Linked DNA regions of Homo sapiens: region 2 is linked to region 1. Evidence: chromatin contacts called from ENCODE POLR2A ChIA-PET data. All regions are on one chromosome and are shown on one strand. The core of a region is the stretch at or near the end of the contact, and the rest is flanking DNA. Distances in the headings are between cores, read along the strand shown. Region 1 has its middle 45 kb from the start of NUMBL. Region 2 holds the start of B9D2 (B9 domain containing 2).

What was found. ChIA-PET counts read pairs that join two places held with the same protein, here RNA polymerase II (POLR2A).
Region 2: POLR2A ChIA-PET joins it to region 1 with 12 read pairs in endothelial cell of umbilical vein. The contact joins the promoter of B9D2 here to the enhancer-like site in region 1. POLR2A ChIA-PET finds 5 or more read pairs at or near these places in 6 of 52 experiments (BJ, HEK293, Panc1 and 3 more).

What each region holds. Positions count from the first base shown.
Region 1 is chr19:40,644,297-40,647,899 of GRCh38, forward strand. No RefSeq gene overlaps it. Among named protein-coding and RNA genes, the nearest start is that of NUMBL, 45 kb to the right of the region's middle. RefSeq lists an enhancer at 3,188-3,603. Within about 2 kb of position 2,033, at least 21 of the 41 ENCODE cell types and tissues checked have a DNase peak (open chromatin) inside an H3K27ac peak, as active enhancers do; they include endothelial cell of umbilical vein, where a contact is called at or near this core.
Region 2 is chr19:41,362,840-41,366,742 of GRCh38, forward strand. B9D2 (B9 domain containing 2) reads right to left here and starts at 1,310. Exons shown (of 4, transcript NM_030578.4): 1 at 1,119-1,310; 2 at 593-684. The coding sequence starts at 680. It also overlaps a transcript of TMEM91 not described here. RefSeq lists an enhancer at 1,166-1,285.

The DNA of each region.
Region 1 (3,603 bases), core at 783-3,282:
TAGGCTCAAGTGATCCGCCCGCCTCAGTCTCCCAAATAGCTGAGATTACAAGCACTGGCCACCATGCTTTGCTAATGTTTTAAAAATTATTTTTGTAGACACAAGACTATATTGCCCAGGCTGGTCTCAGACTCCTGGCCTCAAGTGATCCTCCCAACTTGGCCTCCCAAAGTCCTGGAATTACAGGCCTGAGTCACCGTGCCTGGCCAATTTTTTTTTTTTTTTGAGGTGGAGTCTCGCTCTGTCGCCTAGGCTGGAGTGCTGTGGCCTGATCTCGGCTCACTGCAAGCTCCGCCTCCTGGGTTCACGTCATTCTCCTGCCTCAGCCTCCCGAGTAGCTGAGACTACAGGCCCCCACCACGCCTGGCTAATTTTTTGTATTTTTAGTAGAGACGGGGTTTCACCATGTTAGCCGGGATGGTCTCGATCTCCTGACCTTGTGATCTGCCTGCCTCGGCCTCCCAAAGTGCTGGGATTACAGACGTGAGCCACTGCGTCCTGCCCTGCCTGGCCTATTTTTTATTTTTATGTTTTTTACAGACAGGGCCTCACTATGCTGCCCGGACTCGTCTCAAACTCTGGGCTCAAGCGATCCTTCTGCCTCAGCCTCCTGAGTAGCTGGGACTACAGGGTGTGATTTTTTTTCAAGTATTCAAAAAAATGGGGAGGGGAAAGAAGATGAAATGGCAAAATATTGATGGTTCTTGAACCTGGGTGATGAGTATATGTAAGCTTATTGTCTCTTGACTTTTTGTGTCTGTTTGAAAATTTTCATGATATAAGAGTTTAAAAACTGAAAATAAAATTTATTGAAGGAGAGTTTGGGCCGGGTGCAATGGCTCGCGTTTATAATCCCAGCACTTTGGGAGGCCAAGGCAGGTGGATCACCTGAGGTCAGAAGTTCAAGATCAGCCTGGCCGACATGACAAAACACTGTCTCTACCAAAAATACAAGAATCAGGCTGGGTGCGGTGGCTCATGCCTGTAATCCCAGCAGCACTTTGGGAGGCTGAGGTGGGTGGATCACAAGGTCAGGAGTTCAAGACCAGCCTGGCCAAGATGGTGAAACCCCGTCTCTACTAAAAATACGAAAATTAGCCAGGTGTTGTGGTGGGCGCCTGTAAATTCCAGCAACTTGGGAGGCTGAGGCAGAGAATTGCTTGAACCTGGGAGGCAGAGGTTGCAGCGAGCCGAGATTGCGCCACTGCACTCCAACCTGGGGGACAGGGCGAGACTCCTTCTCAAAAAAAAAAAAAAGAAAAAGAAAAAGAAAAATTAGCCAAGCGTGGTGGCAGGCACCTGTAATCACAGCTACTCGGGAGCTGAGGCATGAGAATCGCTTGAACCCGGGAGACGGAGGTTGCAGTGAGCCGAGATCGTGCCACTGCACTCCAGCCTGGGGTATAGAGCGAGGCTCTATCTCAAAAAAAAAAAAAAAAAAAAAAAAAAAAAAAAAAGGAGAGTTTGGCGTTCATCAAGCAACATTTGGAAACTACAGAGAACTAGCAAGGCAAAGACGCCCCTCCCATCCCTAAGTCCTGTACCACTATGGTTGTTGACATTTTGATATATTTCCTTTCAGCCTTTTCTATTCTCTGTGAGCTTTTTAAATGCGTGTGTTGTGTGTGTGCACGTGTGTGTTTTACATAACTGTGTGAGCAAATTGTTTATACAGCCCTGTTTTTTCCCCTCTTAAAATGTAAGCTGTTCCCCTGTTAAAACATCTTTGGATAAACACAATCTCTAATGTTTGCACTATGTTTATTCAAAAGGGCAGCATTGCCAGAGGTTGAAGCTGTTTCCAATTTCCTCCCATTATAAATAATCCCCTCATGGACCTCCTTGTGTGTCCCAGAGGAGGGATTCTTGGGCCAAAGGGTGCGGACCCTTTGGCAGAGCTCATGGTCAAAAATCTCGGCAGAGTTTCAGCCTGACCCGAAGCTAAGATGACCTCATACGGTTAAAGTGAGATTGGACTGCTATTTATTTCCTGAACGTTTGATTCATGACTCAGGCTTGTCAGGGGATCTTTTTTTTTTTTTTCTTCTGTATGTGCTTGGTTGCAAGAAACAGAAATCCATTCACACTAGCTCACGTCAAAAGGGCAAGAGAATCGCTTGAACGCGGGAGGCGGAGGTTGCAGTGAGCCGAGATCGCGCCACTGCACTCCAGCCCGGGCGACAGTGCGAGACTCCGTCTCAATAACAAACAAACAAACAAAAAAAGGGCGGGGGGTGTTGTATCCTTCAGCAAGTAAAGCTCATATTCAGCTTGGACTAGCTGTCTGCGGAGCATGTTGTTGGGGTATATCTAGGCTATGTTGATTGTTGAAATACTGAATTATTTCCGTATTGGTTGGTAAATCATTCTGTCTCAAGTCGCTCCAATGACGTCCTCCACCAAGGCCACTCTAGCTGCCCTGGTCCCTCTCCCAGGACTTCCCAGACCTCTCCACAATGCAGGAAGTAAAGGGTCAATATCGGGCACAGAAGTGAACCATGCTGCTCGGTCAGTGCCCAAAGTATTGGTTGTGAAATTCATTTTTTCTTTTCTTTTTTTTTTTTTTGGAGACAAATTCTCACTATGGAACTCAAGCGATCCTCCTGCCTTGGCCTCCCAATGTACTGGGATTAAGGTGTGAGCCACTGCACCTGGACTGCTTGTAAAATATTTGATGATTCGCCTAGATGCAAGTACCAGAACAGCTGACTCAAATGGCTTAAATTGTAAGGGGAATCTGTGGCTGGAAAATCCACACTTGTGCTGGCTTCAGCCAAAGTTGACACAATGGCTCAGCCATGTCACCAAGGACTTTCTTTTCTTTCTTTCCTTCTTTCTTTCTTCTTTCTTTTTTTCTTTCTTTTCTCTCTCTTTCTTTCTCTCTCTCTTTTTTTTTTTTTTTTTTGACGTAGTCTGGTTCTGTTGCCCAGGCTGGAGTGCAGTGGCACAATCTTGGCTCACTGCGGCAACCTCCAATTCCCCGGAATTCAAGTGATTCTCCTGCCTTAGCCTCCCGAGTAGCTGGGACTATAGGTATGTGCCACCACGCCCAGCTAATTTTTGTATTTTTATTTTTTTATTTATTATTTTTTTAATCATTCTTGGGTGTTTCTCGCAGAGGGGGATTTGGCAGGGTCACAGGACAATAGTGGAGGGAAGGTCAGCAGATAAACAAGTGAACAAAGGTCTCTGGTTTTCCTAGGCAGAGGACCCTGCGGCCTTCCGCAGTGTTTGTGTCCCTGGGTACTTGAGATTAGGGAGTGGTGATGACTCTTAACGAGCATGCTGCCTTCAAGCATCTGTTTAACAAAGCACATCTTGCACCGCCCTTAATCCATTCAACCCTGAGTGGACACAGCACATGTTTCAGAGAGCACAGGGTTGGGGGCAAGGTCACAGATCAACAGGATCCCAAGGCAGAAGAATTTTTCTTAGTACAGAACAAAATGAAAAGTCTCCCATGTCTACCTCTTCCTACACAGACACAGCAACCATCCGATTTCTCAATCTTTTCTCCACCTTTCCCCATTTTCTATTCCACAAAACTGCCATTGTCATCATGGCCCGTTCTCAATGAGCTGTTGAGTACACCTCCCAGACGGG
Region 2 (3,903 bases), core at 60-2,559, 720 kb after region 1:
CTCCAATTAATAGGTGGGGGAGTTAATATTTAAATGCAGATCTGGCAGCCCATGACCCTAACCATTACACTATACCATGACTCTATAGGGCCTCAGTTGGGGAAGCATGAACAAAATTACTTTCCTGGGACGTGGCGGCTCACGTTTTTAATCCTAGCACTTTGAGAGGCTGAAGTGGGTGGCCTGTTTGAGCGCAGGAGTTCGAGACCAGCCTGGGCAACATAGCGAGACCCTGTCTCTACAAAAAATAAAAAAAATTAGCCAGATTTGGTGGTGCGTGTCTGTAGTCCCAGCTTCTCAGGAGGCTGAGGCGGGAGGATCACTAGAGCCCGAGAGTTCGAGGCTGCACTGAGCTATGATCACACCACCTTACTCCAGCCCGGGCGCAGAGAGAGACCCTGTCTGTATCCCACCCCTCACACACACAAAGATGGGAGCTTGAGACTCATGTGGACAGGGTGTGGGCTGGGCCTGGAGTACTGAGAACTGATGGAAATGAGGTTAAGAGTCTGCGTTAAGGGGTGGAGGAAGGAGCATGTAGCCTCTAGGCTAGGGGTCTTGGTGTGGAAATGAACCAGGCTTGGGGGAATACCTGTGTGAATGCCCCACTTGCAGAAGAGGCTACTTTCCGAGAAACCGCTGGCCCCTATGATCTGCCCGATCACGTGCACCTCAGCCATGGCCCTGGGAGGGGAAAAATATAATCACAACCCTGTGAGGTAAGTGTATTATCTCCATTTGACGGGGGGGAAACTGAGGCCCAGCAAGTAAAGGGTAGTACTAGGATTCCAAGCTAGCTTCGTCACACCCCTGAGGCTGAGGTCTTGACCACAGATCCTAATTGCCAACCCATGAAAGCCTGGAAAAAATGGGGGGACCCTTGTCTGGGGAACCAGCATTTAACTCTGGGAAGTCCAAAATAACCTTTTCGGGTTCAGGTCGGCGGAAAGCCCCGCCCGAAGGGGCTATGGCTCCGCCCACGAGCGCAAAAGACCCGCCTTCCGCGTCACGCCAGCCACCCCGCTTCCCTCCCCCAGCAAGCTCCATAAGGCGCATGCGTTATGAGTTCAGGTCCGACTTAACCCCGCCTCTAAGCGCAGCGCATGCGTCATTCCTACCTTAGCGCACTTAACGGTTAGGAGAGGAGAAAGCGGCAACCGGGGTTGTAGTTCATGGGCTTGACTGCTTCTTTTCTCCGCGGGCGCCGACCAGGCCTGGCTCGCGCCTCTCCCAGGACCCGCCTGGCTGCGAGATATGTAAGCCGCGATACTTCCGCGACCGCGCTCGTCTTGGTTTCCGTGGTTGTTGCTGGGGCAACAGCAGGCTCCTCCCCTAGCTTTGTACTCGCTCTGCGCGCTACTAATTGGTGCTAGCCGTCTGCGGGGGGCGGGGTGAAGCTGTGATGGACATTTTCCTCCTCCGCTCCATTTTGGGAAAATAGCGTCTCTCCAGCTACGGCAAAGGGTTCCGCCATTTTGGGCGTGGCTAGGAAGCTGCCATGTTGAGTGTGGCTGAGGAAGTTTGAGTGCAGTTTCTCCCAGATACCTTCTTTACCAAAAAAGCAAATCCCTAACTGCTCCGTGCTGCGCCTACCCCACCGAAGAGCTCTCTGTGGTCCGGGATCACAAATCAGAGATTGAACCAGGACCAAGGGGGAATTCCTTCCAGGACCTCGTGTACATCCCCGGCCTTGTAACTGGAAAACAAAGCAAAAAAATCACTCCTCATTCAGAGAGTGGAGAAGTTGGGGAGTGGGTTCTGCTTCCGTTTTAGAGTTCCCCTAGGTTTCTCAAGGACAAGGAAGGAAGGAAGTTGGATAAGTCCAACTTCCTTCTCGGAGCTACTACCAAGTTCACTGTTACTGCTTGATTCTGAGCAAGGAGCGGTTGGGGTAGCGAAGAGAAATGAGGAACTAAGATTCCCTTATTTGCAGAAAATCCTCTTTCCTATTGATTGATTTATCAATCAAGAAATGGAGATGTTGTCCCTGGATGCCATCCTAGATGCCATCATTTCCCACATCAAGCCAGTCATCAGGTCCCATCAAGGCTCCTTAAAAGGGTCTCACTCTGTCACCCAGGCTGGAGTACGGTGGCTCGATCACAGCTCATTGCAGCCTCTTAACTCCTGGGTTCAAGGGATCCTCCTACCTCAGCCTCCCATGTAGCTGGTATCACAGACATGCACCACCACGGCTGGCTAATTCTTTTTTTTTTTTTTAAGAGATGGAGTCCTGCTATGTTGCTATGTTGCCCAGTCTTGTCTTGACCTCCTGGGCTCTAGCTATCCTCCCAGTTCTCCCTCCCAAACTGCCGGGATTACAGGCGTGAGCCACCCAGCCAGGCCAATAGATACAAAGTATTTACAAGCTACCATTGGCTAGGCGCGGTGGCTCATAACTGTAATCCCAGCCCTTTGGAAGGCTGAGGCGGGAAGAGCTCTTGAGGCCAGAAGTTCGAATATAGGGAGACCCCATTAATAATGCATATATCAACTAGTGAAGTATTCCATTGAATTGTTTAATATAAATGTTATCCTATTGAAATGTTGTACCCTCGTTATAATTTTGGTTTTTTACTTTTTGAGATGGCGTCTCCCCCTGTCATCCAGGCTGGAGTGCAGTGGTGCGATCCCAGCTCACTGCAATCTCTGCCTCCCGGGTTCAAGAGATTCTCCTGCCTCAGCCTCCCGAGTAGCTGGGACTACAGGCGTGCACCACCACACCCAGCTAATTTTTGTATTTTTAGTAGAGACGGGTTTTCACCATATTGGCCAGACCGGTCTCAAACTCCTGACCTCAGGTGGTCCACCCGCCTCAGCCTCCCAAAGTGCTGGGATTACAGGCGTTAGCCACCGTGACCGGCCGGGTTTTTTTTTTTTTTTTTTTTTTTGACAGAGTCTCCCTCTGTCGCCCAGGCTGGAGTGCAGTGGCATGATCTCTGCTCACCACAACCTCCGCCTCCCAGGTTCAAGCAATTCTTCTGTCTCAGCCTCCTTAGTAGCTGGGATTGCAGGCACCCACCACTATATCTAGCTAATGTTTGTGCTTTTAGTAGAGATGGAGTTCCACCATGTTGGTCAGGCTGGTCTCGAACTCCTGGCCTCATGTGATCCTTCTGCCTCAGCCTCCCAAAGTGCTGGGATTACAGGCATGAGCCACCTCGCCTGGGCCCAGCTACTTTTTGTATTTTCTTTTTTATTTTATTTATTTACTTTTTTTTTTTTTTTTTTTTGAGACAGAATCTTGCTCTGTTGCCCAGGCTGGAGTGAGCCTCTGCACCTGGCAGAGGTTTCACTTTTAAATGATCTTTCTGTCCTTTAAGCTGGAGCTGGGGAAAATGTATTTATTTATTTATTTATTTCTGGATGCTGTGTGGGTGAGGTAGACAGCTCTAACCTTTCAGCTCTTGGGGCCCCTGGTCCCCTAGTGGTGGCACCAGCCTTGCATTCTCTTTTCTCAAGCCCCCATTTTGTCCATCAGGAAATCTTACTGCCTCTACTTTTGAAATACACCCTAAATCCCACTTCTCACCTCTTTGTCGCCCTGCACCTTGATCTGTCCAAGTTCATCTATCACCTGGACTATGACAGGGACCTTGTCTCTGGGGTCCCCTTTGCCAACCCCTCTAGTTTGCACCCCACATGCAGCTGGAACCCTGTGAACACCTAAGTCAGGTCCCATCTGCTCAGACCCGTCCAGTGGTCCCCATTTCACTCAGGGTAAAAGCCAAAGTCTTATCATGCATGACAAGGCTCTCCACAACCTGGCTGGCACCTCCTGCCTCATTTTTGTATTTTTAGTAGAGACGGGGTTTCGCCATGTTGGCCAGGCAGGTCTCAAACTCCTGACCTCAGGTGATCTGCCCACCTTGGCCTCCCAAAGTGCTGAGATTACAGGCATGA